Regions from separate parts of the Mus musculus genome. Here all the other regions are linked to region 1. Evidence: chromatin loops called from intact Hi-C (ENCODE). Cell type or tissue: heart. All regions are shown on one strand.

Region 1 (4,000 bases):
TAGTTTTAATTTATTTAATTATTAAGCACTTCTTTGGTCGTCTGCGCCTGGGTTGGACAGCACATTTGTTGAATGTATTATCTCTGCCTTTCGATGATGAATCCCTCATAACCTAAGAGTAAGCAGGACAGCTAAGTGGGTGTGGAATCCAACACTTGAGTTATTTCCCCAAAGTCACACTGGAAGCTGGATGGAACATTTCCAGCTGCACTCAATGGCACCAAGGAGAAAACGCCTTTAAAAAAAAAAAAGACAAAAACAAAACTACATGGCCTGGGCAGCTTTTGGCAGCTCTGAAAGACTCAAGCTTTCTTTCCCTGTTGCTTGCCAGCTGACTTTACTCAAAACTTCTTGCCTAGCAATCCTTGAAAGCATGTCTGTGGCTTCGGAGAGCCATTTAAGGGGGAAATACAATAACAAAATGCCCACCAAGAATCCAGCTTTGTCTCGTCACAACGTTTAAATATCAATACGGCAGTCTGCAGTTAATCAAGTACACAGACCTAACTTCTAATTTGCTTCTTTTATTGGCTTTCTGAATTATAAATATAATCGTGGGAAAAAATTCCTCAGAGTCAAGAAAAGCATACAATTTCTCTTCCTTTCTTGTTCAGAGTGACAGTGGTTAACAGTTTATGTGAACATATAAAAATCCAAGTTGTTGTTGTTGTTTGGGAACGTAGTGACAAACATAAGAACAGATCGGTCTGCAGATTGTCAATCTTAACATTTCCAGAACCACTGACTCAGAATTCCTTCTTGTGGATGACCGTACACACGTGGCTCTGCGCTCAACCCAAACAACTCGCACTTACTTCTTTCTGCGGCTGTAAGTAAGACTTCGTGGTCTTGGTCGAGCTGGCTGAAATTCAATCTCCAGCGCTCGAAAGTCAATGGCATCCCTTTGACTAACTCCATCTGACAGCCTTCTGAAAAAAAAAAAAAAAAAAAAAAAAAGCAAACAGGTGTAGAGTGTTAACTTCTCAGTGTGATTATCTCCAGAGGGTCGACCGAAGGCCTTAGCAATAAGAATGGAGGGGAGAGGAAGCAGCTTCCAAGCGCGTCCCAGGTTGTGGGGACCAGGCTCTAGGTTCGGTGTTGAGGGCGTGCCGACTCGGCCGGCCCACCCAGCTCTACAAACTAGAGCAACTTCTCCATCCGGTCTCCCCGGCTTTTTCCTGGGCCTCACCTTGGCACGTAGCGCTCTGGGGAGCCTGGGGAGGCGCTGGGTTGGGGGTGGGGGACCGTTCCGGGTCCCGCGTGATCCATGCTTGGGTGTGGTTGGTGCTCAGTCCAGCGGCATCACGGGGGTTCAGCGTTCAGATGTCTTGCTAAGCCCAACTTCTGAAGTCGCCGAGCGAACTCCGCACCCAGCGCCTCCCGCATCTTGCATTCTTGACTTCCTGAGACCCGAGTGGAACCACGTGGAGACCTCATCGTGTCTTTGATGGCTTCATAACCTGAAGGTCCGAAGAGGCCAGATAGGCACCACCCTCAGGCCTTGGGCATCTATCTAGGTGGCTGCCGCTACTATGTACGCTGAGAGCAAAGGTCAGGTGCACTTGGGTTTCCCTCTTCTCACCTCCCCTCGTGGATCCCGCTCACAAGCCACTCGGAGCCGTCTAGACTTAGCTACATGCCAGTGCTGGCTGGCAAATTCTCACCAAGCGCCACGCCCTGGTAGCTGAAGAGTTTACACTAGACCCTGGATCTCAGCAGGGTTTGGGACTCAAGTCTCAGCTGTTTTTCTGGGGGAGGCTACTTCCTGGCGGAGCGGGGGAGACTGTAATCTTTGGACACCGCGCGCTCCAGTGAAGCCTTAGGTTTTCTCAGTGCTACGAGGGGCGGAGAGCTCGGGAAGGGCCCGGGGGCGCAGTCCCAGCGGGACCTGGGCGCCAACTGGCGGGAGGGTTCGAGTTCGGCCTTTCCCAAACTTGGGCCACGGGGCGGGAGCGCGGCCTTCCCGGCGGTGACGCGCGCGGTGGCGCGGCGTGTGATTGGAGAATCGGGCGGGGGCGGGACCGAAGGGACGCGGCAGGGGGCGGCGGTGCCAGGAGCCGGGGCCGAGAGTAAGGCTCAGCGGCCGCCGCGGCAACAAGTGCTGGAGCTGAGGCGAGCCGGAGCCGCCCAGACCCCGCCGGGCCGCCCGTCCGCGCATTGCGCATGGAGCGAGAGCGGCGGCGGTCGCGGGGCTGAGCCGCAAGAGCGGCTGGGACGTGGATGCGGCCGCGGTCTTCCGCCCCGCCCCGCCGAGCTGGAGGTGTCCCTAGACAAGGTAGGGCCGGGTGGGTGGGCACCGGCCCTGCATCCCCGCCCCGCCGCGCTAGTTCCGGCCGGTGTGGGCGCCCCGCGCTCTCGCCGCTCTTCTGTGGCTCCTGCGTTGTCTGCGCATACGTTCCATCGGGTTCCCCTCACCGCTCCCAGTCTCACTTTCCTGGCCTCCGCACATCATTTCCCTGGCCTCCTCACCTCCCGGATATCCTCACCGGTCTCCGTTCTCCTGTCCGGCTTCCTCACCTCCTGGTCCTTCTCCCCTCCTTTACAGCCTCCTCACCTTCTCCCCAGTCTCCCGGCCTCCACCTCCTTCCTGACCTTCTCACCTGCTCGACCTCCGCTCTTCCTGCACCCACAGGGAGAGGGCAGCGACACCCTGAGCCGCGCTGTACCCCGCGCACGAGGTGCGGGCCTGGGCGGCGGGGGAGCGTCGCGGGCGGTGTTCTGCCCCGCCCGCGCACTGCGCTGGTCTAGGGTGCCGCAGGGGCAGATCAGGTGTTTGTGAGCCGCTGGCTGCCGCTTTTCACCCCCATCCGCTGGCACTGTTATCTTCGGGTCCCCAAAGACTGGTTTCTGTGAAACTTCAGGAGAACCTTTCGCGTTGACCTCTAAAAAATATTCCACGCCGCCCGCGTTGAATGATTAACTAGACTCAGGACTGCCTGGGGAGCTGGCCCTGCGACTGGCAGGTGGGCGCACCTGAGGGGCTGGGACCCTTCTGGGGACGTAACACCTAGCACCTGCTCAAATGCACTCGCCTAGGGTCCTCTGAGCTCCCGGGTCTTGTGTGGGAAGGAAGCTCTGAAGACTCCTCTCTAGTGTCATAGTGCGTGCGAGGTCATCTTGAAAAGTAATGCACACTTGGGTAACCTGGGCTGGCCCCATGTTCGCTCCTGCCCCAAATACAGGGTGGCTGGCCTTCGCTCCCCTGCCCACTGTGGTCTCCCAACTTGACTGCTTCAAACGATTAAACCTGTTCTTCTGCCCCCTCCGCTCCCCGCCAAGCCGTAGCTTTTTCCAGGTTTCGAAGCCAATGGGTGAAAATGGGCTTCGTGTTATTACAGGTTCTTCCAGGGTACTTCTTTGTGCCTCGGAAAGTGATGGGATGGTTAATGAGAGGGCCACTGGACCTGAGTGGAGCTAGGAGGGCGGGACCGGGGCCCAGCCGTAGCGCACTTCTGTGGGGTTTGGACCGCGCACTTGATAGGGGACCGGCTCAGGGGCAGGCCGGTCACTTCCCTCCTGTTCTAGTCCAACTTCTGTTTCTTTTGAATAGAGATTATGAAAGCTGATGGAACCCCGGGGAGTTTTTACGCCGGTCCTAGAGCTCTTTATACGGTTAGGTTTTAAGACCAAAGAAGTGTGCGGGAGCCCTGTAGAACTCGCCCGAATAATTTCCGGCCTTTGCAGTGTGTACAGATATGTTTATCAGCAGATCTGCTTGGAACTCCTTTCTCGGCGTAGAATACTGCTTTCCCCACTCAGGACTCAGCCTGCCGTTCTTAATTTAGTGTTTTTGTGTAAATGTCGGATTCTCTGCTAAACTTAGGAGTCCATTCTAGAGGCTTGCTCTGCCACGTGCTGATAAATGACAATGTTTTTTTCCTTAAGAGGCTTGTATCCCCTATTTAGTTTCGGGAATGGGATACTTGGACAGTAAGATTGTTTTTAAGGACAAATAAGATGCTTAAGCGCTTATAGAGATCATAACGAAGTTCTTGGTGGC
Region 2 (4,000 bases), 170 kb after region 1:
AGTCAAACTTAGGCAGTAAAGGAAACCATCAAAACCAGAAAGCTGGCAAAAATGTATTTGAACAATGGGACCATGTTCCAGCCTCAGCAAGCTGCAGACCTTGACAGCTTAAGCCAGTGGTCCTGGCTTTAGACTCAAAGATACAAGAAAGGAATGGTGGAGTCTCCCCCCACAGCTAAGAGAAGCTCCTGAGGCCAGGCATCTGTCAGGCATGTCTCTGCATGGAGGCCTAGAGAGGCCATTGCATGAAGCTGTGAAGGTGAAGCGTGGATTGCCTTGGAGACCCCAAGATGTGAGATACATGCTAGGAAAACTGCTAACAGTCCAAGAGACAGAGGAGTGTGTTGCAGTCAACAAAACTGAGAGGAGTTGGAAAGCTGAAGAGGGCTTTGACATCAGACATGGAGATGCAGTTTGGAGTTTGCCCAGCTGGGTCTTGGTCTTGCTTTGTCCAGCATTTCCTCAGTATACTTCCTTTTTTCCCTTTTGGAACCATGATGCATATCCTGTGATATTGTTTGTTTAAAGTATGTGGTATTTTTTTAAAAGGGGGAATTACAGTGAAGAGACTGCCTGAGTCTCAGGAGAGACTTTGCTGAACTTTGGATTTAACAGTGCTGATGCTGTGATAGACTGTGGCTGGGAACTTTGAAGTTGGACTGAACGTGGTTTTGCGTTATGATATGCTACAAGGCTGCATAAGGGTGAGGCAAGCAAACACCAGCTCTCCAGCAGGGGTGCAAGGTCATGGCCGACTGAGCATGGAACCTTCAGGAACCTTCCTAAATTTAAACTCTATTCCCCCGCCCCACCCCCCACTTCTGCAGTGCTTCTCTCTGTGAGCCCTGTCCATAGTGGGAAGGTTATTTTTGCCCCAGATAACCCCCAACAGACATGCAACTTTTGGTCTTTTGCCCAGGAATGTGGTTTCTGACACAGTCTTTGTAGAAGAGGAGGATACTGGACCCACCTTTTCAGCTCTGACTCTACATAACAGAGTACATTCATCTCAGGAGGCCAGAGAGATGCCTCTGGGAGACGGGAACCTTGTGCCCTAGCCTGCCGTGCCAGTAGAGTCTTCCCAGGACTAGAAGGATCCCGTGCTGAGCAGAAGGCTGGAACACCGTGCTGTCATGAGTGGAGCCCTCTGGCCTGGCACTTGTGGCCTCCCTTTCCTGCCTTCTTCACAGAATGTGAGAGGTCCTCAGAGATGTCTAGAAGCTTTAAGTCTTCCAAAGACACAGAATTGGATGATACAGAAAAGTTTAGCCATGCAATTCTTGAAACTGACCAAACCATGCAGATACAATCTGTTTTTTTTTTTTTTTTAATTCATTTGCTTGGTATGTAAAAGTCACATTGTGTGTCTATTTGGTTAAAGAGATGTAGAAAAGGTGCTTTTAAAATTTATTTTTTGAGTTGCTTAACATCTTTATTTTTTACAATGAACATGTTAGTTATATAATCAGAATTGCTATAATACATATATACATATCTAAGGATATATATACACATATATAGGTAAAATATATACACATATATACATATCTAAAGGAATATTAAATGAATAATAATGCAACAATTATATATTTGTCAATATCTTGACCAAAGTTAGGACACTTAACTCAGATACTGATGTCTTGTGGGATGCAGGTGCTTATATTTGGGAACCTGTGAGGAATGGGGTGAAGCCTGCTGCGCCCCCACATGGGGAAGCAGGAGAACTAACCTCATGTCCTGGGAAACTCTGGCAGTGCCCTCGGAGACAGGCCCTTGTAATTTTAGTCTTGTCCAGAAGGTTCCATTTTAGAGTCTGAGGTTTCTTTCTTTTAAACTGGGGTCATCCAATGAGCTTTGCTTAGTTTCTGTGGCATGAGGTCTTTGTGCTGTTGTGTATCCCTGACCCAGGTTGGGTAGGCAACACAGAAGGAACATCCTAGGATCTTGATGTCTCTGATTTGGGAGAGCTACAACTGAGCTGACATCCTCTCTCAGTGGACCATTGCTAGGTACCAAGTTCATGGTGCTGACTTTCCCACAGGGAGGCCGTAATTGGACAGAAGTCCTGGTGGAAAGGAGTCCTGATGTGTAGGAACCCTGGGCTCACTGTCTTCAGAAGACTTTCCCAAATCATACTCAAGTTACCTACTAACTGTAGTAGGGCCAGCCATCACTAGCAAAATTCATTTCTTTCCTTAGGGGCTGATTCACCCGCCATTCTTCACACTTTGATTCCTGTCTTGGTTGTCTGATGTGGTGCAGCAGTAGATTGGGCAACAACGTGTACCCATCATGCAGTGCTAGGGGCACAGTTCCTAAGAAGTGAGTCTGTGGTTAGGCAGTTATGAAGAGGGATATACAGAGGATCAGGCTGCCACAGCATAGGCAGAGCAGGGGTGGTGTGTGGGGGTCAGAGGCAAGTGGGAAACATTTGACTCAGACACAAGGAAACCAATTCTAGGTGACAAGAGGTAGATAAGTGGAGGGACAGTGAGCTCTGCTGAGACAGTCCTTACCTTTCATCCCTAAGGTAGCTGGAGAAGAAAGCACAGAATTGGACAGTTGCCAGACTCAGATCCTGGAGGCTCTTCCAGAACAGGGCATCTCAGTTGAGTACAATTCTGCCCTCTAGGGACATCCAGCAGAGTGTCATAAGGCTGTGTGGGGTCTGGGTGAGTCACTCTAAGGAAATAAAGTCTCAGCAATGCACAGGAAAGCCCTTGACCACAAAGGACGACCTGGCTCAGAGCATTGTCAGAGTTGAGGTTGAAAAACCCTCTTCTGAGACTTTCTTTTTTCCCTTTTCTAAAGCATGGGGGAATCATGAAGGGGCTTTACCCAGGAGAGTGTTGGGTTAGTGTTATATTTATAACCAAGTGTAGCTCCTCTGAGAAAGTTCTGTGGCTCAGCTGTGGTGTTTACAGTCATTTTCTTTCATGGTTCCAAAGCTGTGCTTCAGATGGGAGTTTCCAGCTATGATATTGCCACCCTAGTATTTACCCTTTGGCTGGCCTTATCGGGTCATCTCCCCAGGGCAGAGACCCGATTCAGAGCTAAGCAGCACAAGGGCTTTTTTTCTGAGCTACACAACAAAAGTCACCACACTAGGGCTTGGTAACTATTTCAGCATCTGAAATAGCAGGCAGAAAAATACCTTGGAGATGTCCATGATGCTAATCTCCCAGATCTGTGAATATGTCATGTTACACGCAAAGGAGGCTTTTGCAGATGTGATTAGTTATGGATTTTGAGATGTGAGAAGATTATACTGGATTACATGAGCAAACTCAGTGTCAACAAAAAGGTTCTTAGGAGAGGAAAGCAGGCTCACGCATGAGCAGAAGGGGGTGGGCACGCTGTAGGGTTGGGGTTGGGTCAGATTCAGATGATGGAAACAGGCCAGAGACAGATCGGAAAATGATATGTTGACAACTTTGAAGATGGAGGAACTGTCACTGTCACCCTGTGTTGACACCTGGCCATAGAAACTGGATTCTAAAAAGAGATGTTTGTGACCCTTCCTTCTACTTTCAAACTATTAAACCAGTTGACCACAAAGAATTAAAATTTCTCTACACTAGTAAAAGAGTTACAGCTCTTGGGTCAGGCAGGGGAAAGACTTGCCTCACATGAGGGGATTCCACACAATTCCTAGGCAAAGCTCACAGCTAACTTAGCATTAGTACATTTATAGATTTTATTTAGTCTTTTCTCTAAAATTATAACATGTACCAGAAAGGCAGGGAGAGACCAGGAGTCTGTCTACTGTTTGGACAAAGTGTAAATAAGTTCTTGTGATTATTATTTATTAATTTCCATTTTTTAAATTTATTCTGAAATGCAGAAAACTTTTGGGCTAGAGAAATGGCTCGTTGATAAAGAGTATTGGATGCTTTTTCTAGAGTACTGGGGTTCGATTCCCAGCACCTACACCATGACTCACAAACACCTAGAACTCTAGTTCCAGGGAACCTGACACCATCTTCAGGCCTCTGTGGGT
Region 3 (4,000 bases), 99 kb before region 1:
TTGCATGCCTGGTGCCCAGGGAGGCCAGTGGAGGGCGTTGGATCCCTGAGACTGAAGTCACAGTGAACTGCCATATCGGTGGCTGGGAATTGAACCCTGGGTCCTCTGCTAGGGCAGCCAGGGCTCTTTACAGCTGAGCCATCTGTCAAGCCCCTGTTTACTTTTTATAATAAACATTTTTCCTACGACTGATTTTATATCCTTATAATAAGTTCTTATGTAAGTATATGGAGCTGGGGAACTGACTCAGTTGTAAAGTGCCTGATACTCGCACATGAGGAGCTGAATTTGGTTTCCCGGCATCCATGTAAAAAGCCAGGCACAGCAGCATGCATGTGTAACTCACTCCAGTGTGGAAGTGGTAATGGTGACACACAGACCTAGTCAGTAATCTCCAGGATTACTGAGATATTATGGCTCAAAAGGAAGATGGAAAATGATTAAAGAAGACACTAACACTGACCTCTGGCCTCCACATTTATGTACAGACATGCATGATCGCTCCCCCCCTCCACCACATATGCACACCCATAGCACACATTTGCACACACATGCACACACACACCATGCATATGCACACACATACACACACCACACATGTACACACACATGTACACACACATGCACACAAAGCACACACAGCACACATATGTACATACACAGCCCACACATGTACACAATTACCACACATATGCACACACAAAATATAGTTTGTATTTTTTAAAACATCAGCATGACATAAATAAATGAAAAGCTACAGTAACCTGAGATTTTGTAAGCTGTAACCATTCAAGCAGTCAGTATGTGTTCCTGTCGTACATATATGTGGAATCGCTGTGAACAAATAGCAGCAAATGCACTTACTGTACAGCTGAGCTGCTTTGGCAGCTCATACACTTTACACTCAGCAATGCTTCTTCCAAATGCTCAGCATCCTGTTTATAAAGCTATTTTAGTCACATTTCTGAAAAACTTAGTGTTTACTAAAACTGTTCTAAGGTACTTTCTCAAGTAAACAAAGTTAATTTCTAGGCTGTGGTTGTTATAAACCAGTTTTCTCGTATAGGGTCAGGTGCATAGGACACTGCAGTCACGTGGACTTGGGTCAGCCTATTCTGTGGTATGTTCTTGAGCAGGGCTTGACCATGTTTCCTGTCCTTGTATAGTTCATAAGCCGAGAATTATTTCTGTTTTCGTTCTTTGCTGTTTGTTTGTTTTTGTTTTTTGTTTTTTCGAGACAGTTTTTCTGTATAGGGTTGTCCTGGAACTCACTCTGTAGACCAGGCTGGCCTTGGACTCAGAAATCTGCCTGCCTCTTGTTTGTTTTTCGAGATAGTGTTTCGTTGTTGTTGTTGTTGTTGTTTTTGTATAGTCCTGACTGCCTAGAACTCACTCTGTAGACCAAGCTGTCTCTTCCTGCCTCGGCCTCCTGAATGCTGGGATAAAAGCATGTACCTCCCAGCTGAGAATGCTTTTTACATTTTTATATGTTTAAAAATGAGAAGAAAACTGCAATGAAGCTGATGTGGGCCTTTCTTGAATTAAAAAACTGGTATTAAATGAGAATGCATGACTTTTTAAATTCAATTCTAAGTTGGTTCCCCGTTTATGTTTGAATTGTGTTAAGAAAAGGATGGATTGACCCCAGATCAAGATACTGATTGAAACTCAACCAAAATAGCTTTTATGTTCTAGACAGAGTTATGTCAGAATAAGACATGCTGTCATGGAACTCCTGGTGAGCTGAGGATGTGGGTGCTGCTACTGCTTTCAGACTGTCGGTACAGGGGCGCATCCCCACACACATCCCAGAGTAAAATCCCAGAGTGGAATGAGGCAGAAATGGTACAGAGTTTCAGTGTCGTAAAAGAAGATGCTAATAGGAATATTTAACTCAATTCTAGTATAACATGCTCAGTAATCATTCCCTCTCCTTGGGGACTTGCCATGGAGCTCTACCTGCCCTAGAACTTATATAAACAGGCCAGATTTATTCTTGGCTATTTTCCTGACTTTATGTCCTGAGTGCTGAGATTATAGTCATGAGCCATCAGGCTAGTCTTAAAAGTAATATTTCTATTTCTATGTAATATGGCAATTAAGCAGTAAATGTGTTCAACTGTAATGTGAAATAATCTATCAGGATGATTGGGTGTTTGCCACACAATTTTAAAAAGAAAATTAAATTTTTATTTATTTTACTTTATCATTATCATTTTTGTTTTCTTTTTTACTTTTTTTTTTTTAATGTATGAATGCTCTCTCTGCATATACACCTGCATGCCAGAAGAGGGCATCAGATCCCTTCACAGATTGTCATGATCCACCATGTAGTTGCTGGGAATTGAACTCAGGACCTCTGGAAGAACAGCAGCAGCCAGTGATCTTCACCACTGAACCATCTCACCAATCCGTCCACACAACTTTTATATTAATAGAGACATCAACAACAGTAGATCTGTAGCTGTCCTTGGCCTGTGCGACTGCAGCTGCCCTCAACCTGGTTTGGTGTACCTACAGCAACATCTGGCCAAGGAAGGAAGCTTCTGGGATTCCCACTTCGCCTCAGCTACTTTTGTCCTCAGATTTAGCTTTGCATCATAATTATCCATGTGTCCAGCATTTGGTGGCTCCTTTTTGCCTATGGATAACAGTGTTACGAGTTTTGGCACACTGGTTTGATTTACACCACCTTCTCAACTTTCCTGCAAATTGTTAAACTAAACTAGTTGGCTTACGTCTAACAATACATATTTCTCACTTGTAACAGCTAAATCTTGAAAAGATGAAAATCACTCTCTAAGGGATATAAATAAAGCTTTAATAGCTAATCCTTGGGTGGTAACATTTTTATATCATTGATGGTAGAAAGAATCAGTTTGACTTTTTAATCAGCAGCAGCAGCAGCAGCGATGCCAGTGTCCATATCTGTGTGCAGTCACTTAGGACAACCAGCCAGAGAAACATGGCTCAACAGTTAGGACTCTTTGGCTCTCTGGTTTTATGGAAACTTAGTGCTTCTGACGACCATGTTGTCTGTGAAATGGAAACTAGAATATGAGACTCAATAGAAGTAATAGATGTCTAGGCTGTGCAGCATGGGCTGGATTGAAGACAGCCACAGACCACAGGCTAGCAGTGTGGGCCCAGTAGGTGCCATTGCAATGAGCAAGTATGTAGTTGCAGAGATGGGAGAGACAGAGAAGGTAAGAAGTTTGTGACTATGAAGAGAGAACTGGAGACAGGCTGGCGGTGAGGAACAGCCTGATGTGAGAGAGGCCTGCATTGCCATCTGAGACCATGGTGATGTCTCATGCCTGTGCTGCTGCTCAGGGTCATGTCTGGACTCACCAAAGACCATGCCTCCGGAGGTGGTGTTGATTTGCTACCACACAGTGGCGCCCTGCCCACATGGGAGAGCTGATCCTGCCCCTGCCCCTTACCTAGGCAGCCTGGGAGAGCTGGCTCTGGAGAGCTGGCCCCACTGATCACTGAAGAGCTGGCTCTGAGCCTTGCCTGGCCAGCCAGAGAGTTAGCTCTGGTGGTGGTGTGTGGGAGAACTAGCAGTCTGATCCATTTAACTACCACCTAGGCCCAGATTCAGGGCCGGTCCTACAGACCCACAGCTTCAGGATCTCCATGACACAGGGCAACAGCAGGCTATCCGAGAGGAGTCCTGGTGAAACTAAGTTCAATCAAAATATGTTCTGTAGCTAGGCAGCTAGCTTTGTCTAGTTATCTACCAAGTTCAAATATATTGCTTTTTCTTTTATCTTTATAGTCTATTGCATCTGCAGACATGGATTTCAACCAGTTAGAGGCATTCCTGACTGCTCAAACCAAAAAGCAAGGTGGCATCACCAGTGAGCAAGCTGCAGTCATCTCCAAGTTTTGGAAGAGCCACAAGATAAAAATCCGAGAGAGTCTCATGAAGCAGAGCCGCTGGGACAACGGCCTTCGGGGCCTGAGCTGGAGAGTCGATGGCAAGTCTCAGTCACGG
Region 4 (4,000 bases), 150 kb after region 1:
CATTTAAGCTGGAACCCAACTACTAAATCGCCTTTTTGCCTACATTATGAGAAGGACTCAGGTCCCTGGAAGAAGTCTGCTTGACATTTATAGTAGGTCTACCTTCCTTGCAGAAGCCCTGAGCTGGTTACTCATTCTGCAGGAACTGTATCCATTCATGGACTTTCTCTGTTCCTTGTTCTCTGCTCCTTTTGTACCCGGCCCCATCTCCCACCCCACCCCCCCAACCCCAACCCCCGCTGCCTCCTGACTTATCTTGTAAGCAGCTCTTCTCATATTTTTCTGAGAAAGTCCATTTTTACAAAAATCAACTAAGGATAATTGTTTCCTTCTCATTAAGTATAATAAGTGTTCTTGGCTCCCAAGGCATCCTAAAGAGGTACCTTTTATATATACATACAAAGGCTAGACAATTGAACCCAGCCCAAAGAACCAGGATTTCCCCATTGGCTGGTGCCAATTTTGCAGCACAGGGGATGACTATACAAGGGGAAGCCTGGAGTATTGTACTCTGACCTACCTCAGACCCTAACTGGCCTCAGAAGTATTGGCCACATACAGTATATGCTCAGATAACCACATTCTGCATTTCACACCCTCAAGCTAAGCTTCTGGATTCAAAAGATCTCTATTGGATTGTGGGGCAAATGGAACTATGTCACCAGATGGAAACTGGGAAAGTTGAGCTTAGGGAAGACCTTTCATGGAGCAGAAGGGGCTAGAAGAGCTTTCCCCCTCTGTCTAGGGGACTGAATATACATTAATTTAACACAATGAGAAGTATTTTTAAGTTTACATATAAAAGACAATCAAAGGAAACTCAAACATTTAATGATCTTGTGAATATGATAGTTGATCATATAATTTAGCATGAGAAATACCTTAAGTCTATAGTTAAAAGACAACCAAAGGAAACTGAATTTGTGATTACAAAAGTTTGATTATATAGTAGAATGTTTTTTTAGAGCTAGGCTAATTTATAATAACTCTATTGGTTAATGTTAGGATTTTTTTTTTGTTTGTTTGTTTTTGTTTTTCGAGACAGGGTTTTTCTGTGTAGTCCTGGCTGTCCTGGAACTCACTCTGTAGACCAGGCTGGCTTCGAACTCAGAAATCTGCCTGCCTCTGCCTCCCAAGTGCTGGGATTACAGGCATGTGCCACCACTGCCCGGCTAATGTTAGGATTTTAAACTCTTGAAGTCTCAATATAACAGTGGCATAGCAAGGGGAGGAAATATGAAGTTTTTAGTCACTGGATACTGAGTTTAGGTAAGGGAGTAAGAGAAGGTTACATCTGCGAAGGGTTATATCTAAACTTGTATATACGTTATTATGAAGTCTGTGAGCAAGGTTAACTGGTCTGTCTTTTTGATAAGAGATCTGGTAGTCTTAACTAGTTAAGGAATTGACTAATGAGCTAATATGGTGGTGGATTACCTTGGGGTAAGAATCTAGTTGTCTGTTTTCTAGCTGTCAAGCTGCAGTTAGCTTAGCTGTCAATGTTATTAGAAATCCGGGAAGAATAAATTATAATCTAGATGTCATATTTTAATTAAAATGACAGAGGTTGGTCTATAGTCCACTACCTACACAATTCTCCCAGGTCCTTGTGGTCGCCATCACAACTCGGCAGAGTCAGTCTGGTCATCCAGCCCAGAAGATGAGAGGCTTTTCCTGGAGAGTAGGAACATGGGAGAAATGAATGACTCACGGTGTCTTAGGCAATATGAGACATTTAATTCTCTGGGTTCCCTGTTTGTCCACAGTTCAGGAAGAGCCCTGGCAGCAAGTAAGGCAATGGGGCAGTCTTTCTCAGTGGTTATCATACCACAATCCAGGTAGTCTCTTGATGCTGTGTTTATATCTTCTTGGAGACTCTGTGTGTGTGTGTGTGTGTGTGTGTGTGTGTGTGTGTGTGTGTGTGTCGGGGAGGGGGGTGTCACTGTTAGGATTTGAGAGTCTTTGTCTGTCATAATAAGCATAAACATTTAACATTATATTTAGCAGATTTCTGACAAGATTGAGAGCTGGTATCTATTAAGCATATCTGGGCTAGACAATTTGTGTCTGCTTTTAATTACTTGCTTTACAGTGTATCTAGCAAACAAGGAGGTTACATTGTAACTTAATAACAGTAATGACAGTAGCAAAACCAAGGCTAAACATATCTTTAAGGCAGTGATTTTCAACCTTTTAAATGTTACAAATCTTTAAGCTAATATTAAATTAAATTATTGTAAACATATGAAAAAAAAAATCTTATCTGCCCATAACAAAGATGGCAGATAGTCATAAGACTGTCTTCAACTAAGATGGGACTGAAGCTACAGCCAGCCATGTGACTGCCCTTAGCTAAGATGGTGCTGGAGCTATAGTGCCCCCTGAAGGAAAGTCAGATGTTTGTTATATCTTAGAATGAAACAACAGAAGCATGGCTATGTATCAGCAGAGGCAAACATATAAAGAGACAAATAGACATATTTTGCCTGGCAGGCATGGCATTATGTGCATGTAAAGAGATGTCTCCCTGTCACTGCAGGCAGCTTCTGCCACCTTGTGGGTCCGAGCAGCAGCCCGGTGGGTCTGTGTGGTACATGGAGCAGCTGAGTTGCTTGTGTGGTACACAACTGACTTAAAACTGGTATGGACCAGAATGAAATCAGAGACAAAAATTTCCCAGGAAGCAGAAGTTTAAGGCTGCCCACTACAGCAAATGGCTGGCATTGGAGGTGGCTGTCGAGCAAGTTAAGTTTGAAACAAAGTATGGAGAATGCTGTTAGAGTCAAAGTTGTGGGGAGCAGAGAGCATGGAATGGAGAACAGAGAGCAGGGAACCTAGAGCGGGGAGCAGAGAGTGGAGAACAAGCTAGCTAGATCACAAAATAAAGTGGTTTGGCGTGAAGGTGGGGAAAAGCCTATACATAGGAAACCTTCCATTCTTTGGATAGCTGGATAGAGCTGTAAAAGTTTTAAGTGACCAATTAGAGTTATTATCTAGTGGGTATTGGGGACAATTTAATGGGTGAATTTGGAAGCCTTTAAGACCAGGAGGTGTCCCAGTAGGGAACCTGGAAGTAGTGGTAAAGACATTCCCATTGAGTAGGAATGGCAGCCAGGCTAGATTACCAGGTTGTTATGAGGTGAACTAGGGCCTGAGCTGTGGACCAGTGCCCGAGCTGTGGGAGAATGGTTTACCTGTGCCCAGGATTTTTCAGCAATGAGAAAGAAAGCATGTCGAGGAGAGAGAAAGATCCCTCCGAAGGGAAGAGGTCCTAAGATGAGGAGTTAGTGAGAAGAACCACTCATGGAGACTGCGAATACCTCCGTCCTCAAGAACACTAGAGGGTGGTCAGCCGTCCCTTTAGACCAGGGCTGTTTACACTGACCAGTGGTGGGGAGGCTTACCAATTCACCTGTGTTTGGATGGCGAGATCTAGCACTCTGATGGCTGAAATGTCCATGCTGTGGGGAATGTGAACCTGCAAGTTTGTAAATCTGAGTCATGGCACCAAATGATGTTTTATAAGCCAATGATATGTTTTGTAGATCACGGTATGGTGTGGTAGGAGGGGTGCTTTAGTGGGCCCATGCTGAGGCATCTCTTCCCACTGAGGTACCAGCCATATGACATGTCTAGTATAGAATAGAGTTTATTTAGGGGCATGGGAGGGGGGTTGAGAAGGGAGTAGAGGCAGAGAAAGAGAGGGGACAGAGAAGGACAGAGAAAGAAAGGGAGAAAAAGAGAAGAGAAAGAGAGGGAGGGGGAAGGGAAGGGGAAAAAGAGAGAAGCTAAGAGAGGCCAAACAGTCCTTTTTATAGCAAGCCAGGTCTACCTGGCTATTGTTAGATAACTGTTAGGCAGAGCCTAGAAGGAATGCTAAGGTGCTAACATTCCTCCATTTTGGTTTAATTTTAAAATGATAAACCAGAAAGAGGTGATTGAGGCAGGAATAGGGTTGTAGAGATCTTTAGCTATTTTCTGCTGACTTTTACTTCCTCTA
Region 5 (4,000 bases), 230 kb after region 1:
ACTAGGGATTAAAACAAAAAAAGAATATTATATTCTATTATATTTTTAATATTATATTTTTAAAAAGAATATTATATTCTTATAATATTTCTGGGATTGTAAAAGAAACCAAAATTGCAGAATTCTCAGTACCTACTCCCTCTTCTGCAATGTCCCTGCAGCCTTAGGAGAGGGGGTTAGTTGAGTCTGTGGTAACCATTGCCCACTGCAGACAAACATCAGAGACACTTCTTTGGTGACAACTAAAAGGCTACTATTAGCATCTAGGGATTAGAAGCCAGAGATGTGGCTTCTTAAAGCATCCAGAAGCACCCGGCACTGCCTAACGACTGGGTAGTACTTGGTCTGAAGTGCCCACAGAGAAGCTGAGCTGGACCTGCTCACAGCATCCTCCTGGCCATTTGCTTCCTGTAAGAGTGTTTGTTAGTCTTGAGTCCTGGGGGCGGGGTGTGGGGTGCACATCCTCACTGAGGAGGACACACAGAACAGTCTGTGCTGCATCCATAAATTCTTGGAAATACCACAAGAATGCTGCAGCACGAACAGCGCTCACTGGCATTGTTTTGCAACAGGCTTGGTGCTGAGCACTTTACATATTTTTATCTTGTCATTTTCATAAGTCAGACTTTGAGCTATTAATTACCCATATTTTATAGACTGGGGAATGGAAGCATGACAGATCTCCTGAAGTCACGGAGCTCTTAAATGGAGGCTGGGCTTCTAGCATGCCCAAACACTGAGACACATTCAAGCAAAATAAGAAAGGTAAGTTCTCAGGAAGAGCTAGCTCCAAGCCTACTCTAGACCCGCCTGTGCTCTTATCTGGGGACATGGGCATTTGAGCCCCTCTCCCCATGGCACCATGGCAGCCGAGTGTCTGAGAGCCAGCAAAGAATGTCTTGACATTTTTCAAGGTGGAAAAGAGTAGAGAGAAGAGAGAAGGGTGTTCATGTCAGTACAAAGACAGCTGGGGTAGAGACAGGCAGCAGAATGAGGACTTTATATTATTTATTATGGCAAAGAATGGCAGGCTTGTGTCTAAGCCATAAATACCCTCCTTTGATCTGTGCACATCAGAGCTAAGTGAGTCACTCTTGGGCCTCAGGAATTGATGACTGTCCTAATCATCACCCTGAATGACCTTCTAGTCAAGCACTGCTCATGCTCCCTGCAGTGACTGTGTCTGGGTTAGACTGGGCCTTGGAAGAGGGGAGGTGAGCCTGAAGTGGGGGAGCACCCACAATTCCTGTGGGTGTGACTTATTTTCCTTTCCCAATCTCTGTTTGGAGATGGTTACTGGTTTCCATTCCTGAGACCAGCAAATGGCTAGAACCAGACCACAGCCTTCAAACCCAGGAAGTCAGAGCTCTGCTGTGATCCAGGAAATGGAAGCCCCCCAATTGTTCGGTTTGAGCAGGGTTATCAGGTTAGCAAAATCTTTAATGTTCCTTTTGTCCTCTTGTTTTAGTAACCCTGCTTCACCCCTGGAAACTTGTTCCCCAATTACAAAATACCATCAGTGCCGCCCACAGCCTCAAAGGCATCACATGATTCTTTTCATAAGGCCAGTAGACAAAGGCCAGAGAACCTCTCTGTTGATGGTTTCTCAGAGTCAGACCGAAGGATAGGTAGGGGCTGCTGAGATGGTGCTATTAGGAACTCAGAGTGGATGTCAGGGGCTGTGGTGGGGTGGTGGGGAGGAGAGGGAGTGCATTCCTAAAGGTCCCTGCACTGCCTTTCAGCCTGGGAACAGCAGGACTCTGGGCTTTGGGCCAGAGAGAAGATGGAGCTAAGGGATCCAGACAGGTGTCGAGCAATGTATTCTGCTCGGTGTCTTTTCTTCCAGAGCTTCAGAAAAGACTTACTTTTACAGTATTAGGAGGAAGGAAGAGAGAAAAAGGAGGAGGGGAAGGAGGGTGGAGAATTTTCTGATACCAGCCGGCTTTCCAGAGAAAATACACTGAGCAATGGTGCCATCCTGTGGCTATATGCAGGAATTGCAAACCCCCCCCCCCCCCAATTTTAACTGAAAGTTCAAGAAAACAAGCAAGTAGTTCCTGCTTTTACACTAGGCGATTATAAGTTCATTCTTGGTATATTCATTCACATAACTATCTAAGGGAAATAACTAGTGTTTGGTACGTGAGTCAATACTAAATGTAAGATTCCTTCACACATTCAGTAAATATTTACTAGTCTTTATGATGTGAATGCATTTTTCTAAAACCCTTGGACCCAACTGTAAGTAAAAATATACATTCTTGCACTTGACATCTTAGCTGGAGGGGAAAATATTCTTACCAGAGTTTTTTGGGTCACAGCCTGGCAGTCCAGCAACCTAGGCGTGGTCATCTCCCTCCCCTCTCAATAGGCCAATCAGAGAGGTGAATAACATCCATCGAGAAGAGAAAGATGTATTCAGTGTGGTCGCACCAGCAAGAGGAACAAACAGCTCCCATAGCTCCCAAGCACACTGTGGGGTCCTGACATGAAGTTCAGGATTAATAAGAGGACACGCGGTACACACTGCTGAGCAGTCCTGGGCAATGAGTGGCCCTGCCTTTCACACCTCCAATCTGTCCTCCAGGTGGGCTTGTGCAGTTGTTAGAGCTGTGTGAAACAGCATTCTGGGACCCATGTTCCTCTCTGCCTCCATCCTTTCTTTCTCCTAGCATGAATATCTTGGGGGATTCTAATCTCATGGCGACCATTATTTCACTAGAGAGATATACAGGACCTTGTGTGTGTGTGTGTGTGTGTGTGTGTGTGTGTGTGTGTGTGTGTGTGTTCAGAATTGTCTAGAATAGCTTCACCTGTCAGGGGCTGGAGATGTAACTCAGCTTGCAGAGTGCTTGTGTGGCATGCAGAAGAAGCCGGGTTCAATCCTGAACACTGAAGAAACTATGAACTGGGTGTCGGTTGTGACGTGCCCATAATCCCAGCACGTTGGAGGTGGAGGCAAAAATCATCAGGGAAGTTAAAGGTCTTCTTCAACTAGAGAGTTTGAGGTGGGCTTCGTATGCATGGGACCGTGTCCCAAAATAAGCAAACAAATAAATAAAATAGAATATTTTTGTTCCTGCTAAGATAGTTACAATATAGACGATATAAACTGTAATGGGAACGACAACATGTTTAACATTAGGAAATGAGGCGGGGACATCAGCCTTTCAGACAGGGTAGATTTTCCTGAGAAGGTGGCATTTGTGCAGAGGCCTGAGAAAACAGAGAGAAGGCCAAGGGGACATTTGAGGGAGGGCTGCCCAGCTCTCCGCAGTAACTCCAAGGGTGAGTTATCAACTAATAGGAGTCAGCTGACCAGGTGGACTGGGGCTAGGCTGACAACCTTTCTGTCACTAGTCCCCAAAGCTCCCCCTCCCCCCTCCCCACCAATACTCCCCTAGCAGAGCATGTGGGAAGTCATTCTGGATTCTCAGGACCTTTGGCAGACCACAGTCTGACACTGACTCTGGACACCGGAAACCCAACGCACTTCACTGAGCGTTCTCTCTGCCCCAGTTGTTGGCTTCCTTCCTTCTGTGCTGGGTGATGATTCTACAAGCCTGCCTTAGCTTACATTGAAGGCCCCAGACCATCATCTGAATGTCTCCCTGAGCCAGCCAAGTTTTTAAAAAAATATCTTGAAGCAATTATTTCAAAATATAATCCTACGTAGAAAAATCTAGCTAGCGGCCAGTTCCTGTCCCTGGCAGATTATTTAGCGCTTCTCCTTGCTGTCAACAGACATACTTTCCAGGCTTGCTCCCCGGGCATCACCCACAGCACAGAACGGGGGCGGGCTGCAGGCAGACCCGCGCCATTTTCCCGAGGACTCTGCTTCTGCCGTCAGGAAGTGCGTTGTTTACAGCTGGAATTGTTCCGAGCCAGATCGCTATCTCCACTGTTCCACACAGGAATCCAGGAGTGTGAGCTAAGCATTTGCTGAGTGGCCTCTGGGTAGATGAGGGGACTGGTCTCAACAGGTTACTTGACTCAGGTC
Region 6 (4,000 bases), 180 kb after region 1:
TTTCCTCCTAGGACTGCTTTCATTGTGTCCCATAAGTTTGGGTATGTTGTGGCTTCATTTCATTAAACTCTAAAATCTCTTTAATTTCTTTCTTTATTTCTTCCTTGACCAAGTTATTACTGAGTAGAGTGTTGTTTAACTTCCACGTATATGTTGTCTTTCTATTATTTATGTTGTTATTGATGGTCAGCCTTAGTCTGTGGTGATCTGATAGGATGCATGGGACAATTTTGATATTTTTGTATCTGTTGAGGCCTGTTTTGCAACTGATTATATATTCAATTTTGGAGAAGGTACCATGAGGTGGTGAGAAGAAGTATATCCTTTATTTTAGGATAAAATGTTCTATAGATATCTGCTAAATCCATTTGTTTCATAACTTCTGTTAGTTTTTACTGTATCTTTGTTTAGTTTCTGTTTCCAGGATCTGTCTCATGATGAGAGTGGGGTGTTCAAGTCTCCCACTACTATTGTGTGCGATGCAATGTGTGTTTTGAGCTTTACTAAAGTTTCTTTAATGAATATGGCTGCCCTTGCATATGGAGCATAGATATTCAGAATTGAGAGTTCATCTTGGTAGATTTTTACCTTTGATGAGTATGAAGTGTCCCTCCTTGTCTTTTTTGATAACTTTAGGTTGAAACTCGATTTTATTCGATATTAGAATGGCTATTTCAGCTTATTTCTTGGGACCATTTGCTTGGAAAATTGTTTTCCAGCCTTTTACTCTGAGGTAGTGTCTGTCTTTGTCCCTGAAGTGGGTTTCCTGTATGCAGCAAAATGTTGGGTCCTGTTTATGTAACCAGTAAATTATTAGTTTATGTCTTTTATTGGGGAATTGAGTCCATTGATATTAAGAGATATTAAGGAAAAGTAATTGTTGCTTTCTGTTATTTTTGTTGTTAGAGTTGGGATTCTATTCTTGTGCCTACCTCCTTTTAGGTTTGTTGAAGGATTACTCTCTTGTTTTTTCTAGGGCGTAATTTCCCTCCTTGTGTTGCAGTTTTCCCTTTGTTATCTTTTGAAGGGCTGGATTCATGGAAAGATTTTGTGTGAATTTGTTTTTGTCGTGGAATACTTTGGTTTCTCCATCTATGGTAATTGAGAGTTTTGCTGGGTATAGTAGCCTGGGCTGGCATTTGTGTTCTCTGAGGGTCTGTATAACATCTGTCCAGGATCTTCTGGCTTTCATAGTCTCTGGTGAGAAGTCTGGTGTAATTCTAGTAGGTCTGCCTTTATTTGTTACTTGACCTTTTTTCCTTACAGCTTTTAATATTCTACCTTTATTTAGAACATTTGGTGTTTTGATTATTATGTGTTGGGAGAAATTTCTTTTCTGGTCCAGTCTATTTGGAGTTCTGTAGGCTTCTTGTACACTCATGTGGATCTCTTTCTTTAGGTTAGGGAAGTTTTCTTCTATAATTTTGTTGAAGATATTTACTGGCCTTTTAAGTTGATAATCTTCATTTTCATCTATGCCTATTATCCTTAGGTTTGGTCTTCTCATTGTGTCCTGGATTTCCTGGATGTTTGGATTAGGATCTTTTTGCATTTTGCATTTTTTTGATTGTTGTGTCCATGCTTTCTACAGAATCTTCTGCACCTGAGATTCTCTCTTCCATCGCTTGTGTTCTGTTAGTGATTCTTGTATCTATGGCTCCTGATTTCTTTCCTAGGATTTCTTTCTCCAGAGTTTTCTTCCTTTGTGATTTCTTTATTGTTTCTACTTCCATTTTTAGATCCTGGATGGTTTTTTTTTTTCCCCTTCACCTGTTTGGTTGTGGTTTCCTGTAATTCTTTAAGGGATTTTTGATTTTGTGTTTCTTTAAGGACTTCTACCTGTTTAGCTATGTTCTCCTGAATTTCTTTAAGGGAGTTATTAATGTCCTTTTTAATATCCTCTACCAGCATCATGAGATATGATTTTAAATCCAATCTTGCTTTTCTGGTATGTTGGGGTATCTAGGACTTGCTGTGTTGGGCATATTGGGCTTTGATGTTGCCAAGTAGTCTTGGTTTCTGTTGGTAACATTCTTATGTTTGCCTTTCACCATCTGGTAACCTCTGATGTTACATGTTCTAGCTGTCACTGGCTGGAGCTTGTTCCTTCTGTGAGTCTGTTAGCCTGTATCAGCACTCCTGAGAGACCAGCTCTCTCCTGGCAAGACCAGTGCACTGAGGGTTGTGGAACAGCCCCACCTCCTGGCTGCAGATGTAGGCATGTAGGACCTGTCCTAGAAGCTCTGCTGCCTGTGCTCTCCTGCACAGACCCGCCTCAGAGAGACATCAGAGAGAAAATGGCGATCTCACCTGAGTTCTAGGGTCAGAACCCTCCCTGGAGGCAAGCTCTCCTCTGGCAGGGAAGCTGCACAGAGGACTGAGGATCAGCTCCACCTCCTGGCTGAGGATGAGGGCCCCATAGGATTGTGTCCAAGAAGCTGTGTTGCTTCTTCAGCCTGAGCACTCCTGTGCAGACCTGCCTCAGAGAGACCCCGGAGAGAAAAATCAGTATGTTACTTTTAATCCTAAATTCAACTGTCACCCTGGGCATCATATCTATATAAGGTTTCTGGTGCGATGACTGACATGTTTGAATGTGCCCTCTAAGACTTCATGTGTTAGAGGCTTGGGCTTTTGTATAGCAATTTTTAAATTTTAGATTTATTTTTATTTTATGTGAATGAGTGCTTTGCATGCATACATGTATATTCACCACATGCATGCCTGGTGCCTACCGAGGACAGAAGACAGTGTTGGTTTCTCTGGAACTGGAGTTACAGTCAGTTGTGTGTCATTATGTGGGTGCTGGAAACCTATTCTAGGCCCTTGGCAATAGCTACACATGCTCTTAATCACTGAGTCATCACTTTAGCCCCTTATATAGCAATCTTGTGAGCCGGTATGGGCCTTTAAGGAGTGGAGTTTAGTAGGGGGTGTTGTCACTGGGAACATGCCCTCAGGAGAGATCACAGGACACTATGTTCCGTAGCTTCCTGTTTGGTGATATGATCTTGCCCTCCTGCATATACACGTGCCACCTGCCATGGATTCCACATCAGAGCCAAGCAGATGCCAGCATCTTAACCTGGAATTGTCTGACATATAAGTGAATCTCTCTCTCTCTCTCTCTCTCTCTCTCTCTCTCTCTCTCTCAAATAATGTCAGCCTATCACATGTATATTAATGAAGCAATAGGAGAACATACTGATACACTGATATGGACCATAAAGATAACAAAATACAGCCTCTAATATGTTGACTCCTCTTCAGTGGGCCATTCATGTTACGTAATAGTTGATCACTTAAAAGAACACAAAGTAAGACGTCACAGAGCCCACAAAGTGGATCTTTTAATTTTCTGTTCTTGACTGCTCATAAACTTTTATCTAATAAATGACAAGAATGTGTGTGTGTGTGTGTGTGTGCGCGTGTGTGTGCATGGGTGTGTGCAAGTATGAATTTTCTTTTTCTATAAAGTATGATTTATTTACTTTTTTAGTAATTCAGAAATACGTTTACAAGTTCTTTGATACTTACCACTTCAAAGTGGAACCAAATCCCCCCTAGAGAATGAGAGTGAGCTGTCTTTTTCATAGCATAGTTTGTGGAAGAATTAACAACATTTTCCTTTAGGACTCTCAAAACTGTCCTGGAAGGCTTTTTCTGCTTTCTCTTTTGCTTACTTGCTGGGGAAATGGAGCAGGGGTGGGGAAAACAGCAGTTGTCATGTGAGGATACCCAAGCAGTTCCTTGGGGAGGTCTGTGTGGCAAGGAACTGAGACCTTCTGTCAAAACCCATGTGGGTGAACCATCTTGGAAAGAAGTCTTCTGATGACAGCAACCTCAGCTGACTTTCTGGGTGCAGAAAAGATCTAGCTGAGCAGTCACTCAGCTAAATCACTGCTTGACTGGGACCATGAGGTAGCAATGCAGGGGCGTTGGTGTCCTTCTTGCTGACTTGTTACACAGTAGTAACATAATTATCCTTTGAGTAAAACCA
Region 7 (4,000 bases), 110 kb before region 1:
TTTAGGTATGATCCCCATAGGCTCTTATGCTTGCACAAGCCTATAGGGGCCAGGGAGTAGAATGTGATGGTTTGTATAGGGAGTGGCACTGTTAGAAGCTGTGGCCTTGCTGGAGTAAGTGTGTCATTGGCTTTAAGACCCACATCCTAGATGCCTGGAAGCTAGTCTTCTAGCAGCTTTCAGATGAAGATGTCAGACTCTCAGCTCTTCCTGCACCATGCCTGTGTGCTACCGTGTTCCTGCCTTGATGGTAATGGACTGAACCTCTGAATCTGTAAGCCAGCCCTAGTTAAATGTTGTCCTTTATAAGACTTGCCTTGGTCATGGTGTCTATTCACAGCAGTAAAACCCTAACTAAGAAGAAAGCTCTGCCTGCCTCTGTGTCACAAGAAAGAAGGTAGATACCTGTGTATAGCAAAAGTTATATTTTATGCTGAGGGTCATCATACAAGGTTCACACTTTAAATTTCTAAATATGGTCCTAAGTCTTTATCCCCAAGGTGCTCACCTGTGTGATGTATCTTAGCTGGAGGTCAGGTCCAGTCTTACAGAAGTCTCTGATTTGAGGGTCAGGATCCTGGGGAGACTGTCCAGCCACAGGGTTCATCTAGGAGGTATCACTCCAGATATGCAGAGCAGTCCGCATCATGGGGTTTATACCTGTATCAGGTTCTCTTGAGTGTGTGAAGTTGCTGGGTTCTGGGTATCAGACACAGTGTTGGCTGTAGTGGAGGTCCTGACTAAGCTATTTTTACATGTGTAAAGACTTTTAAAAAAATACTATACTGATTACACTGCTTCCTGAGTGCCGGGATTAAAGGGCTACAATGCTGTCACTCAGCTAGAAAATCTTTATTAGGCTGCTGGTACTACACTGTGTGTTTGGGACTGCAGTGCAACACTGAGCCTTTCTCAGGGTGACCTTTTAAGCACCAAAACCATATCCTAGGTTGACATATTTCAGTTAACAAGAACATCTAGCCAGAAGCAGAACTAGTCAGAAGCAAGGTCAGTTCATTTAGAATCTTTCCCATAGCTTATGGGCTTTAACTGATTAAATCTTTGTTTTAATTTTTGGCAGGTGGTGCTGTCTGTGTGCTGAGTTTTATGGCCTGAATGGCACTTCCATCATGGAGTCAGTTGTGTTAAGGTCTGGGTCCCTCTTATAGAGAAAGATTTTACTCTTACAATATGGTTTGGATAATGTAATTAAACATTAGTAAAAATAGATTTAAAGAGTACCCCCCCACACACAAGAAAATTAAACAAATCCAGGCAGTGGTGGTGAACACCTTTAATCCCAGCACTCAGGAGGCAGAGGTAGGCAGATCTCTGAGTTTGAGGCCAGTATGGTCTGTAAAAGTGTCCGAACAGCCAGGCTATACAGAGAAACTGTGTCTCTAAAAACAAACAAACAAACAAACAAAAAAAAACCTGTGAGTTAATTACTTGGGATACAGTCTCAGTCTTTAATATAGATTGGCCTGGGACTCCACGGGTAGCCCAGGTAGGATGTGAACTTGCAGCAACTATCTTGCACGAGTCTCTTGGCATGACACAGTCCTGAGGTAAAATATGGGCGTACGTTTAGGTTTTAGCTGTAATTTTATTTTTCTACTGTAGGCGGCAGTAGAATATTGGTTTGCTAATAGCTGCAGGACTGCATAAAGATGTCTAAATGTTTCCTTATTCTGGAATGTTCGAGGCAGAAAATACTTTTGCTGGCTATTCAACAGTAATAATTTTGTGTATAAAAACATCTAAACATTTGGCTTGGCATTTTGAAATTAAAATTATTTTTAATAAAAAATTTGTTTCAATGGGTCTGGCGAGATGTCTTAGTGGTTAGGAGCTCTTTTTGCAGGCTGGCAGTGGCGGCACAAGCTTTACAAATGCATGGATGACAAGTACATGTCACATACAGATGGATAAATTAATATAGTAGAATTTTTAATTATAAAATTAAAAAGAGTGGGAGCCAGACGGTGGTGGTGCACGCCTTTAATCCCAGCACTTGAGAGGCAGAGGCAGGCGGATCTCTGAGTTCAAAGCCAGCCTGGTCTACAAAAACAGAAAAACAGAAAGGAAAAGAAAAGTGCTTGTTGCTCTTCTAGAAGAGCCAGGGTTGATTCCCAGCACACAAATGGTGACTCACAACCCAGTGTTACTGCAGTTTTAGGGGATCAGAGGTCTTTCTGGTCTCCAATTGAGGCAAAACATTCATACACATGAAATAAACAAATTTAAAAATTAGAAAAAGAAATTGTTTCAACTAATTCTTTCATTAAAAAAACAAAACAAAACAAATTCCACAGAATTTTGCATAGCCAGGCACAGTGCTTGTACACGGCTGCAGTCCTAGAACTGGGGAGGAAGGAGGAGGAGGATTGGAAGATGAAAGTCATCCTAGACTGCAGCCTGGGCTTGCTTATTTATACGACTGCCTGCCTATCTATCTATCTACCTACCTATCTATTGATCTATCTATCTATGTTTTTTTGAGACAGGGTTTCTATGTAAAATCCCCCCCCCCCCACACACACACCCACACCCCTCTTTCTCTCAGGTTTTTGTTTCTCTGTGCAGCCCTGGCTGACCTGGAACTCATAGTGATCCTCCTGCCTCTGCCTCCCAAGTGTTGTACTCAAAGGTGTGTGCCACCATGGCCTAGCTTTAAAAAGTCATTTTTATTACTATGTGTGTATGAGTACTTTGCCTGCATGTATGTCTGTGTACCGTATTCATGCCTGGTACCCACAGAGAGCTTCAGTTCCCTTGGATCTAGATGGTTGTGAGGCATCATGTGGGTGCTGGGATCTGAACCTGGTTCTTTGTAAGAGCAGCCACGTTCTTACACGCTGAACCATCTTCTCTAGCCCTACACTATTTCTTAACAGAGAACCTGCCATTACCATTTACGACTTTAAATTTACCTTTCTTTATCCAGAGCATATTTTGCATTTTAGAAAACAAATTATTATTAGTTTATATGAAATATAGCCATGTATTCAAGTCAACATCATTGTATACCTCTGGACTTTGTGAACATCAGTGAGACAGACTATTTCCTTGCCCCTTGTACCTGTATATTCAAGGAGTGGCTACATATGGGAGCATCCTGACAGTGAATATGAATACGCACATAAAGATGAAAGCAAAAATATAAATTAGCCTTTTTACAACTTTCTTTGCCTCCTGTAGAAGAATTTTAATCCAGCAACATGGCTGCTCTGGGAAGGGATAACATCCAAAGACCTAGTTCTGTGTGCTCTGGCTAGAATGCAGATGCACTCCACACCTTCAATCCCAAACAATGCACATAAGATTAGTGTGCAGAGGAAGCAGCACTAGTGTTTGAAAGTGATGTCTAATTGAGAGGCAAAGTGGTGAATCAGAGAAAGATTTGACGGAATGAGTCAGAGATAGGATATTCCCAACTCCTGTGAGAACGCACGGGAAATAGAAGCTATTTAAGAGCAGTGCAGGGAGAGGAGTCCGTCAGGGGTCAGTGCAGTGAGTGCAGCACAGTGGACTTGAGTTTGTTCCTGAGTTCATGCAGTCAGTGTAGGTCAGCAGAGGCAGCAGAAGCCAGACAATAGGAAGGAGCTAGAAGATTAGAATAAATTGCCAGAGTTAGTTTGATGACAGAGCAATTCAGTTAGAAGCCGAGAGAAGTCAGATTGAGTCAGTCAACTTGGAGAGGAGTTTTAGCCAGAACGGCAGAGTTGAACTAGCCAGCCAGAGTTCAGAAAGAACTAAAAAGGATAAGATTATTCAACAGTAAGCCTCTGAGACAATTATATCAGGTGAATAAAAGTTATTTTTATAACCTCCATTTCTCATTTTTTAAAAATATACTTTGTGTGTGTGTGTGTGTGTGTGTGTGTGTGTGTGTGTGTTAGTACTGGTTGTTCTGAAGCTCAATATGTAGACCAGGCTGGCCTCAAACTCACAAAGAACCTCCTGACTCTGTTACCTCCTGTGCTGGAATGAAGAGTCT

Evidence for each region. A loop is a pair of places that touch in the nucleus more often than their neighbours do. Peaks named below come from ENCODE experiments on the same cell type or tissue, not always from the same donor. Only the 100,000 strongest peaks of a DNase experiment are listed, where the experiment ranks them.
Region 2: a loop joins it to region 1, with 1.9 times the contacts of the local background. A loop is called at or near these places in 5 of 42 quality-filtered maps.
Region 3: it touches region 1 in a loop (2.6-fold over the local background); 20 of 42 quality-filtered maps call a loop at or near these places.
Region 4: a loop joins it to region 1, with 2.1 times the contacts of the local background. A loop is called at or near these places in 3 of 42 quality-filtered maps.
Region 5: a loop joins it to region 1, with 4 times the contacts of the local background. A loop is called at or near these places in 19 of 42 quality-filtered maps.
Region 6: a loop joins it to region 1, with 2.0 times the contacts of the local background. A loop is called at or near these places in 2 of 42 quality-filtered maps.
Region 7: it touches region 1 in a loop (2.3-fold over the local background); 2 of 42 quality-filtered maps call a loop at or near these places.

The regions. Positions count from the first base shown.
Region 1 is chr11:22,857,769-22,861,768 of GRCm38, reverse strand. It overlaps B3gnt2 (UDP-GlcNAc:betaGal beta-1,3-N-acetylglucosaminyltransferase 2), which reads left to right and starts at 2,034. Exons shown (of 2, transcript NM_016888.5): 1 at 2,034-2,275. In heart, a CTCF peak has its summit at 1,684; DNase peaks (open chromatin) are centred at 1,238, 1,918, 2,908 and 3,458; H3K4me3 peaks cover 3,286 bases; H3K27ac peaks cover 2,094 bases.
Region 2 is chr11:22,691,892-22,695,891 of GRCm38, reverse strand. No RefSeq gene overlaps it. Among named protein-coding and RNA genes, the nearest start is that of Gm40816, 40 kb to the right of the region's middle. In heart, CTCF peaks have their summits at 547, 1,699 and 2,630; a DNase peak (open chromatin) is centred at 951.
Region 3 is chr11:22,956,474-22,960,473 of GRCm38, reverse strand. Commd1 (COMM domain containing 1) reads left to right here. Exons shown (of 3, transcript NM_144514.2): 2 at 3,782-4,000. Among named protein-coding and RNA genes, the nearest start is that of Zrsr1, 14 kb to the left of the region's middle. In heart, CTCF peaks have their summits at 2,281 (motif pointing right) and 3,388; a DNase peak (open chromatin) is centred at 3,443.
Region 4 is chr11:22,709,243-22,713,242 of GRCm38, reverse strand. No RefSeq gene overlaps it. Among named protein-coding and RNA genes, the nearest start is that of Gm40816, 57 kb to the right of the region's middle. In heart, a CTCF peak has its summit at 2,386 (motif pointing left); no DNase peak of the experiment used is centred here.
Region 5 is chr11:22,629,673-22,633,672 of GRCm38, reverse strand. No RefSeq gene overlaps it. Among named protein-coding and RNA genes, the nearest start is that of Gm12052, 20 kb to the right of the region's middle. In heart, a CTCF peak has its summit at 1,956 (motif pointing left); DNase peaks (open chromatin) are centred at 1,722, 2,462, 3,492 and 3,852; H3K4me3 peaks cover 465 bases; H3K27ac peaks cover 1,682 bases.
Region 6 is chr11:22,675,742-22,679,741 of GRCm38, reverse strand. No RefSeq gene overlaps it. Among named protein-coding and RNA genes, the nearest start is that of Gm40816, 24 kb to the right of the region's middle. In heart, a CTCF peak has its summit at 2,200; no DNase peak of the experiment used is centred here.
Region 7 is chr11:22,967,294-22,971,293 of GRCm38, reverse strand. All of the region lies in intron 1 of Commd1 (COMM domain containing 1), which reads left to right. Among named protein-coding and RNA genes, the nearest start is that of Zrsr1, 2.7 kb to the left of the region's middle. In heart, a CTCF peak has its summit at 1,629; no DNase peak of the experiment used is centred here.